Linked DNA regions of Mus musculus: all the other regions are linked to region 1. A link is a contact called in ENCODE Hi-C or POLR2A ChIA-PET data. All regions are on one chromosome and are shown on one strand. Each heading gives the region's core, a stretch centred on a gene start or an enhancer-like site at or near the end of the contact. The rest is flanking DNA. Distances are from core to core; before and after follow the strand shown.

Evidence for each region. Hi-C counts contacts between places; a loop is a spot of excess contacts on that map. ChIA-PET counts read pairs that join two places held with the same protein, here RNA polymerase II (POLR2A).
Region 2: a loop to region 1 is called in a map of heart, with 2.6 times the contacts of the local background. The contact joins the promoter of Sdccag8 here to the promoter of Adss in region 1. A Hi-C loop is called at or near these places in 2 of 37 maps with a recorded cell type or tissue (heart and v-Abl transformed pro-B cells).
Region 3: a loop to region 1 is called in a map of heart, with 2.8 times the contacts of the local background. The contact joins the promoter of Cox20 here to the promoter of Adss in region 1. A Hi-C loop is called at or near these places in 3 of 37 maps with a recorded cell type or tissue (T-helper 17 cell, heart and v-Abl transformed pro-B cells). POLR2A ChIA-PET finds 5 or more read pairs at or near these places in 1 of 5 experiments (embryonic stem cell).

Annotation. Positions count from the first base shown.
Region 1 is chr1:177,795,205-177,797,842 of GRCm38, forward strand. It overlaps Adss (adenylosuccinate synthetase, non muscle), which reads right to left and starts at 1,305. Exons shown (of 13, transcript NM_007422.3): 1 at 1,008-1,305. The coding sequence starts at 1,190.
Region 2 is chr1:176,813,335-176,815,972 of GRCm38, forward strand. It overlaps Sdccag8 (serologically defined colon cancer antigen 8), which reads left to right and starts at 1,326. Exons shown (of 18, transcript NM_029756.3): 1 at 1,326-1,721. The coding sequence starts at 1,655. It also overlaps a transcript of Cep170 not described here.
Region 3 is chr1:178,317,819-178,320,456 of GRCm38, forward strand. It overlaps Cox20 (cytochrome c oxidase assembly protein 20), which reads left to right and starts at 1,335. Exons shown (of 4, transcript NM_025511.2): 1 at 1,335-1,390. The coding sequence starts at 1,352.

The DNA of each region.
Region 1 (2,638 bases), core at 55-2,554:
AGATGACCCAAGTCAAAGCACCTGGCCTTTTACAGGCCGGTTTCTTCATACGTTTCAATTTTAGGTAAAAAAGCTTTCCACGATTAGCCTAGACCACAAGGCACCCCCACACAAAACCATGTACCTTCAGGGAGAAAAAAATTCTTACAATCTAAATACGCCACCATTAACTTCCAACACTGCACCTTGTTTTGAATGTGGGAACTGCTCATTTATTTTGAATTCTGAAACGGGGATGATAGTTTTCTGAGAGCCTTTTTCAAAGGCCTACCCTCTAGGCTGCTTCAAAGCAAATGACTAATAAGAAAAAAAAAAAAAAAAAAAAAAAAAACTAACACTAAAACCCACGTGTCTCCGGGTAGGAAACACTGGATTTCCTGAAAGTCAACTTTTTATATTACCGAAGCATTGTAAACATTTCTAAATTATCCGACTTGAAATCTCCGTATTTAGTTGCCTCACACTCACTTTTCAACTTACTGGGGATTCCTTAAGGACCGGTGAGTAATAAAAACAGATCTCCCCTTAATAGTAGTCTATGAAATACGAGTTAAAAACAAAAAACAAACAAAAGCACCGGAGGGCCCCAAACAGTCTCATCGCCCCGTAGCGGATTCTGCTATCAACAAAGTGGACCGATGGAGGCGAGGTTCTGCGTGCCTAAGCCTGTAGGTAATGCAGTGCTGAATCTCGATTTCAGGGAAATTGGGGAAAAGGACCCTTCCTAGTCCGCGCCGGCGGGTGGGCCTGGCCGGGTCTAGCCAGAGTCCCGAGCAGGCCTCGGGCGGAAGCTCCCTCAACTCTGCCCGCGGCGCACCGCCAGCCCAGTCCCCAGACCCCGAAATGCAGCTCCAACATCGCGCATCTTCCAGGTTCCTCCAGAGTCACCCGGAGCGTCACCGGAGACTCCAGGGCAGGGGTTCCCCGCAGCTCCCAGCCCGAGGGACGCACCTCAAGGTGACACCTCACCGCGCCGGCCGTCCCAGAAAGGGCCCGGCTTCCCTCACCTGGCAGCGGCACACGATGTCGGCGTCCTGCGCCAGTAGATCCACCACCTTCCCTTTGCCCTCGTCGCCCCACTGCGCTCCCAGCACCACAGTCACCCGGTTCCCTCCGGACCGCGCCCTGGGGCGGCCACAGTCGCCGTTGGGCAGGGAGGTGGCCGCCGGGCTGCTCTCGGAGATCGACATGGCTCCCGGCAGGGCAGAAGAGCCTTAAGGAGACGGGGCAGGAGAACGGAACGTGAACCCAACTGCTGCGCCGCCACCAGCCACATGCGGAGGAAGAAGGAGCCAGAGGCCGGCCCCGCCCCCGCCCCGAGGGCCGCCACCCTCTCTCCAGGCCCCGCCCCGCGCTCCGCCGCCCGCCCGCTCAGGGCGGGACCACACTTGGCGCAGGCCGAAGCCTCTGCGCGGCCCGCAGGCGCCACGGCCTCAACTGCCGCCACCCCAGGGCGGAGGCCACACCCCATCCCCGGCTTGGCGCGCTGCTCCGGGGAGAACCGCGCGAGAGCGGAGGCCAGGGGGCGGGGCTAACGGAGAGTTCCGCCCTCTGTGCCCGCCCACCAGCCTCTGGCCTTTCAAACTCGCGGTAGGGAAGGGGGTGAAAGAGTGTGGAACTACAATTCCCAGCATGCAATGCTCTGTGAGATGGCCAAGGCATGGCACCACAGTGTCAGGGTTGGCTGGTTTCGGTCTCTAAAAGCCAATTTGGTTTTCTGTGTCTAAACACTTGGGTATCTTAAAGAATGAAATACCCTTACAAAATGTAAACTGGGATTTAAAAATATGTGGAGGCTGGAGTGGAGCCGAATAAATTTAGAACTGAAAAGGGACTAAAAGTGCAAACTAAAAGCAGTAAAAATGAAATCTAGAGATAGCATCCTAACTCTTCCCATTTTTACAGTATCTGGGGCACAAAGATGAGTCAATTGCCTATGTCATATCCGAATGTACCTGGGTTATTTGATCCCCACAACCTTAAAGTTTACAATATTTTGTAAAATACGTTCGTTCTACAAAACAATTTCTCTTCTCCCATTTTTTCTCTGTTGAAGTGTTGGAGATCAAATTCAGAACCTTGTAATTTGATGCGAATACTGTACCACTGAGTTATTCGCCCCCCAGACCTTCGAACTCTTAAATAGCTTATCAGTTCCTCTCATGGGCGTTAAAATGGTACTTTGGACAGTTTGCAGATTGAGTAAGCCTAGGTGCTTCTCAGTGTTTTAATTGTAACTGATTACAGAGTGTGCCTATTGTCTATCTAATGTGGGTTTATCTATGTATTTATTTACTTATTTATATTATTTGTGTGTGAGAGGTCACATACCATGTTGTGTGTCTGTCTGTCTGTCTGAAGGCCAGCAGAGGGCCTCAGATCCCTGGGAGTCAGAGCAACAGGTGGTCGTGAGACATCTGAAAATACAGCTGTTCTCAACCTATGAGTTGAGACCCCCTTAGGGAGTCAATCAACCCTTTCACAGGGACTGCATATCAGATGTCATATCTGTTAGGTATTTACATTATGATTCACAACAATAGCAAAATTACAGTTATAAAATAGCAGTGAAGTAATTGTATAGTTGGGGGATGGGGCAACCACAACCTGAGGAACTGTATTAAAGGGTCACAGCATT
Region 2 (2,638 bases), core at 76-2,575, 980 kb before region 1:
AATCTTGGGACAATGAAGCCCACAGGAAGCCACTCGCTCCTCCCGTGGGTTTACTACCGAGCTGGAGGCTACGTGGTGTGCTGTCGCCCGGCAGCCTGCGTGACAGCACGTCTTCCACGCCCTCCCAACGCCATCTGAAGGCTAGTCGTCCGTCACCCCCTCCTCACCGCCGCCACCCTCCTCACACCCCGAAACCAACCCTACAAAAGGGATGGGCGCCCTGGAAAACTCCCTTGCCCAGCGGCAGCGCAGCCATTCCTTAGACGCTCCGCCCGCAGCGTTCCCAGGCAGCTCAGGCGGCGGCTACACAAAGCGGGAGTGAACAGAAGAGGACCGGGCGCACTGAAGGGAAGCCGGCCCTGTGCAGCCGGCCGCAGCCCATGGGGGAGGGGAGGGAGGGGACGGGAGGGCGGCGGCCGCGCGGGGCGTCCCGGTGGCGCCCCTCGCCCTCCAGGCCCGCACTCCATCCCGCCGCGGGCCGCGCCCAGGCCCCGGCCCCGGCCGCCGGAGCTATGGATGTGCAGAATCCCGGGCCATGCCGACCCCGAGCGCATCACTTACCCCTCACCGCAGAGAGGGACCGGACCGGGAGGCGGGGCGCGGCGCGTCCCGTCTGTCTCTGCCACGCTGTCCTCCCCCCACCCCCTCGCCGTTGTCGTCGTCGTCGTCGCCGCCGCCGTGGAGCTGGGGGCCCCTCGGTTCCGCTGGGCAATAACGTTATTCCACACACGCCCCACACATAGCGGGAACGGCAGCGAACGGCAGCTCAGTGCGCAGGCGCCTCGCAAAGGGCAGCGAGCCAGGTCCTCTCCCTCCTCCAGCCAGGGCCCAGCGATGCCTCACTGCGCAGGCGCCAGACCCAGACAATGAAAGGGGGCTTTGCAGAGGGTCTCACCCACACGCTCTCGCAGCTGCCCACTGCGCAGGCGTGCCCTCAAGACAGTCTTGAACAATAAAGAGCCGCTTGGCTGGAGTGGGACCGCAACCAACCAGGACTACGATTCCCAGCGGGCAGCGCGCCAACTCCACGCGGAGGGCGGGGCTCTGAGCAGGCTAGGAGTTGCAGTGTCCGTCACTTTCACAGTTTGGCTGTTTGGAAGATTTACACTTCATTTTCTAGAGAAAAACAGTTTTGACAGAACTCCTAACTAAAACCGAGTTTGCAGTGAATGCTTGCGAGGGCTCAGGGATCAACTCCACACCGGCCCGTTTTGAAGAGTCTTAAGTCCTTCACCGGGCCGGTTCTGTCAGCGAGTCTATCCAGCTGGCTGAGGATGGCAGGACAGCGGGACTAATCCAAGCGATGCAAAAGGGAAAGGGCGCGGCGCGCCAACCCGTCTCTTGGCAACAGCCTCAGGCCGCTAAACTGTCGGAGTGGCGCTCCGAGCGCATAGCCCTCTGGGAAGCGTAGTATAGCTGGAAGGCTCATAGGACTCTCGAGGCTGCAGGCTTTAAGCCTGAGAACTACAATTCCCGACGTTCACCATGAGGGCCAGGGGGTAGGAAGAGCCCCTAGGAGCTCGGTCCGGGGTTCCTGGTTCCCTAGTGACAGCAGCGACAGGAAGCAGGCAGGCATCCCCTCATCCCCAGCGCTAGGCCTGTCCTCGGAGGGGTGCACTGGATACTTTCCCGCATAACTCCCATCTCTGACCCCATGGCGAAGTCCCCAGGGAACTCTACCCTGGAGGACAGTCTGGGGCAATACCAACGGAGTCTCCGGGGTGAGTTGCTCCGAATCTCAGTGCCTAGTAGCTCTTAGGTACCACGGGCAATAGTGGGTTGTTTTTTGTTTTTTTGTTTTTGTTTTGTTTTGTTTTTTCCAGAGACTTTCCTTGAGCACTAGCCAGGCTGTGGAGGAAGACGACCGATGTTGCTCTGACCTTATGGATGAAATCTTTTAGTTTTGTTTTTAGGATTAAGCAGCATTATCCTTATCCTTGTGGTTGGTTACCTGACCCAACAAGGAACCTACATCTTGATTTAAGTGTCTTATCAACCAGTGCCAGCACAAACTCATGGGCAGCTCCATGCCACTTTTACCCTGTTGCCATACTGTTGCTGTTTAATTCAATAAATTCCTTATTTATATTTCTTACACATGCAAATTCTGGTGTAGTATAGCAAATCTGACGTATAAGTCCAGAAAGAAAACACTAATAGTTATTTGAAATAATACAATATCTACTGATCTACATTATTTTCATATAGCAAAGTATTTAAAACTTTATCTCACTAATGACTCCATTTTACTGGTCAGGAAACCAAAGCCAAAACTCACACAGCTGGTTGGTAGCGGCAAAGGCATGTACAGAATTCAGGCCTATCCACCTTCAAAGCCTATGCCTTTCTTATTAATCAAGTAATAATTACTATAATCGAAGCCTAGCTTAGTTAATTCAAGTTTTCTGAGCAAAGAACCAGAAGAATAATTATCTGGCAAAGTGCTCTCCATACTCATAGCTAGCTAGCTCTGTTCTTTTGACCACATGTGAAATCTCCGGAAACTTGAGACTTTGTTATAGTGAATTCGTGGTGTCAACTACAACATGATTATTATGGAGAACAAGTTAACCAAAAGAATAATGAACATAAGACTGATTTATTTTCAGAAGTTAAGAAATCTGTAGCAAGAAATGTG
Region 3 (2,638 bases), core at 85-2,584, 520 kb after region 1:
GTAACGCCATTTCCTCGGTATTTTTCCCGTTACGTCCTTTATACCGCAATTAGGAATGCAAAAGAATTCCTCTCTCCTTTATGGAATATTACAACCTTAAATATTACCTTCCAGACAAAAATTCAAAGCCTGGCTAGCCAAGAATTTCAGTAGAGTATCCCAAACTGTCAAGATAACAGTTCCTTTTCTAGTCCTAGTAATATTAGAGCATTATACACTTTGTAACTGTTCAGCTTCCTTAAAAACAAAAAACAACTTACTACGCATAAAGAGAAATATAAATCACTTTTACCCCCTGGGATTGGCGAAAAGCAGTTAATGAGCATGAAGAATAAGACAGTAAGCAGTCCGCATGGTAATTAAGATGAGACCCTCCCAGCTAACACTGACGGGCAAGTAGCGTGCAGCACGTTACATGAAAGGCGGCATGACTCTGCACAATGACAGGCCGGGACATTTTCCGGGGAAGGGCCGTTTGGAACGGAAGAGGCCAAATCGGGAAATAGGTAAACAAAGAAAGGCAAAAGGCCGGGGCCAGGACATTAACCCGAAAACGGAGTCGCCATCGCCTGCTGAACTGGCTGACACTTGGACCCAAACGACCCACGGTCTGGGTTTCTACCCGCTATGTCACCGTCGCGTCACCCACGGCCTCCCTCCCGAAGGAAGGCACTTGCCGCCTGACGCATGCCCCCTAGGTAGCGGCCGCCTCCATTTTGTCCTGAGTCTCCTCCACGCGAGCGGCGCGCTATTTTTAACCTAAATCTGCGGGCCGGAGGGGGAGGGGCGTGGGCCTGGCGGGCGCTGGAAGGCCGCCGCGAGGGACCGAGGCGGGGGTGCGGGAGGTTGTCAAGGTCACCAAAGCTAGGACAAAGGACAAGCTGGGAACGAGGCCCGCGGAAACAGCGCCAGGCGACTTCCGGCAGTGCGGGGGCCGTCAAACCCGGACTCCCGCCCTCTAAGAGGACAAAGCGGCGCGCGACGCGCGGCCCCGGCTCCGCCCTCAGCGCCCAGCACGGGGACGCGCACAACGGTTGAAATGGCGGTTAAGGCGGAGGAGGGGCTGAGGGAAGCGAGTTTCTCGGTGCTCCTTGACTCGGGCCACCCTGCCTGCGAGACAGGAACCGGTGGCGCTTCTCTAGGTTGCCACCACTCGCGTTCCTCATGGTCGGTTGCGGGTTGGAAAACAGTGTGGCCGGTTCCATGGAACAAAGGAGTGTGCCAGGGCGGGCTTCCGGACAGCCCCAGGAACGCTCCCTAAGATGGCCGCCGCCGCGCGGGGATGGGGTGGGCGGAGCCCGTGTTGCTCCCGTCGCGGGCCTGGGCGGGGCGATGGAGAGGACTGGTGCCCATGGCGGCCGCCCCGGAGCCCCACGAGACGGAGAAAAAGGTAATGTTCGCCATGGGGCAAGGGGGGGTGGGGGGAGGTGTGCAGTGCGCAGGCCGCGACCCGGTTTCCTAGACCCATCCCATAGCCGCGAGGTATATCAGCGATCTAGTCCTCATATCCCGGATATATCTAAATTGCCAGTTAAACTAGTGAAGAGCAGGCCTGCAGGGTCAGAAAACGGAGACTAATCCAAAACTAGCATTGGATTTGGTAGAAAGGGCTAATAAAGGGGAAATGAAAACTCTGGAGAGCTGGGCGTGATGGTGCATGCCAGTAATCTCCACTTTGAGGGCTGAGGCAGGGGTGAGTTCTGGGCCAGCAAGTGAATCAGTCCTTTTCCTTGCACAACACAGGAGCGCACACTCACAGGTAAGGTATAGATTTGTTAGTTCAATGTGAGAACTGCAGTTTGACCTCTTATTAAAAAAGACGAAATCTCCACTCTGCATGAAGCCGACATCCTACTGGGGTAACGGGACAGTCGAATTTCATCCATTTAAGCCAGCCGGGATAAAACTGCAGTTTGGCCATGAACTGCTAGGCCTGATAGAATGGCTACAGGAAGGTGTCCCAAGTGGAGACTAATTAAGCCATGGTCAAGTGTCTAAAGATGTCTTTTGTTAAACAACTAAAACACTACCTATCAAATGAAAACTTGCTAGCACAAGTAAGGTCAAATGTAGTGTTTGCTTCATAGCTCATCTAGACTTGCTGAAATTGAACAGTGGGTTTGACAAAAAGACTCTGCTCTGAAAAATAAAGCCATGAAGGCTTGGGATGGGCACACCTTTTAACCAGGCACTTAGGAGGCAGTGAGTTCCAGGATAGCCAGGGCTACAAAGTAAACCTAAAACCTGTCTCAGAAAAGATTTTGGAAGCAAGAGAAACTACTTGAAAATACTTTGATACTTTGGTCGGTTTGCAAAACCGACTAAGACCAAATAAGCAGATGAATAGTCTCACAAACAGGGAGTCGAATAAATGGTATTCAGCTGATAACAGGTCACAAATGTTAAATCCGTAAAAGGAGGGGACACTGCTACTGGAACGTTGCTACTGCCAAATCCCCAGGCCAGTGGAACAGCAAGCCAATTACTGTAAATGTTTTCTCAAGATTCCCGGTGAGATGGAATCTAAGTGTATCTTTGCCTAAACAGTGGCCATGAGCGTGTGGGTACTCAAGTAAAATCAGGAGCATCTAGTTAATATAGTCTTGCAAGGCAACAGAAAAATGGTAGTATTAGGACT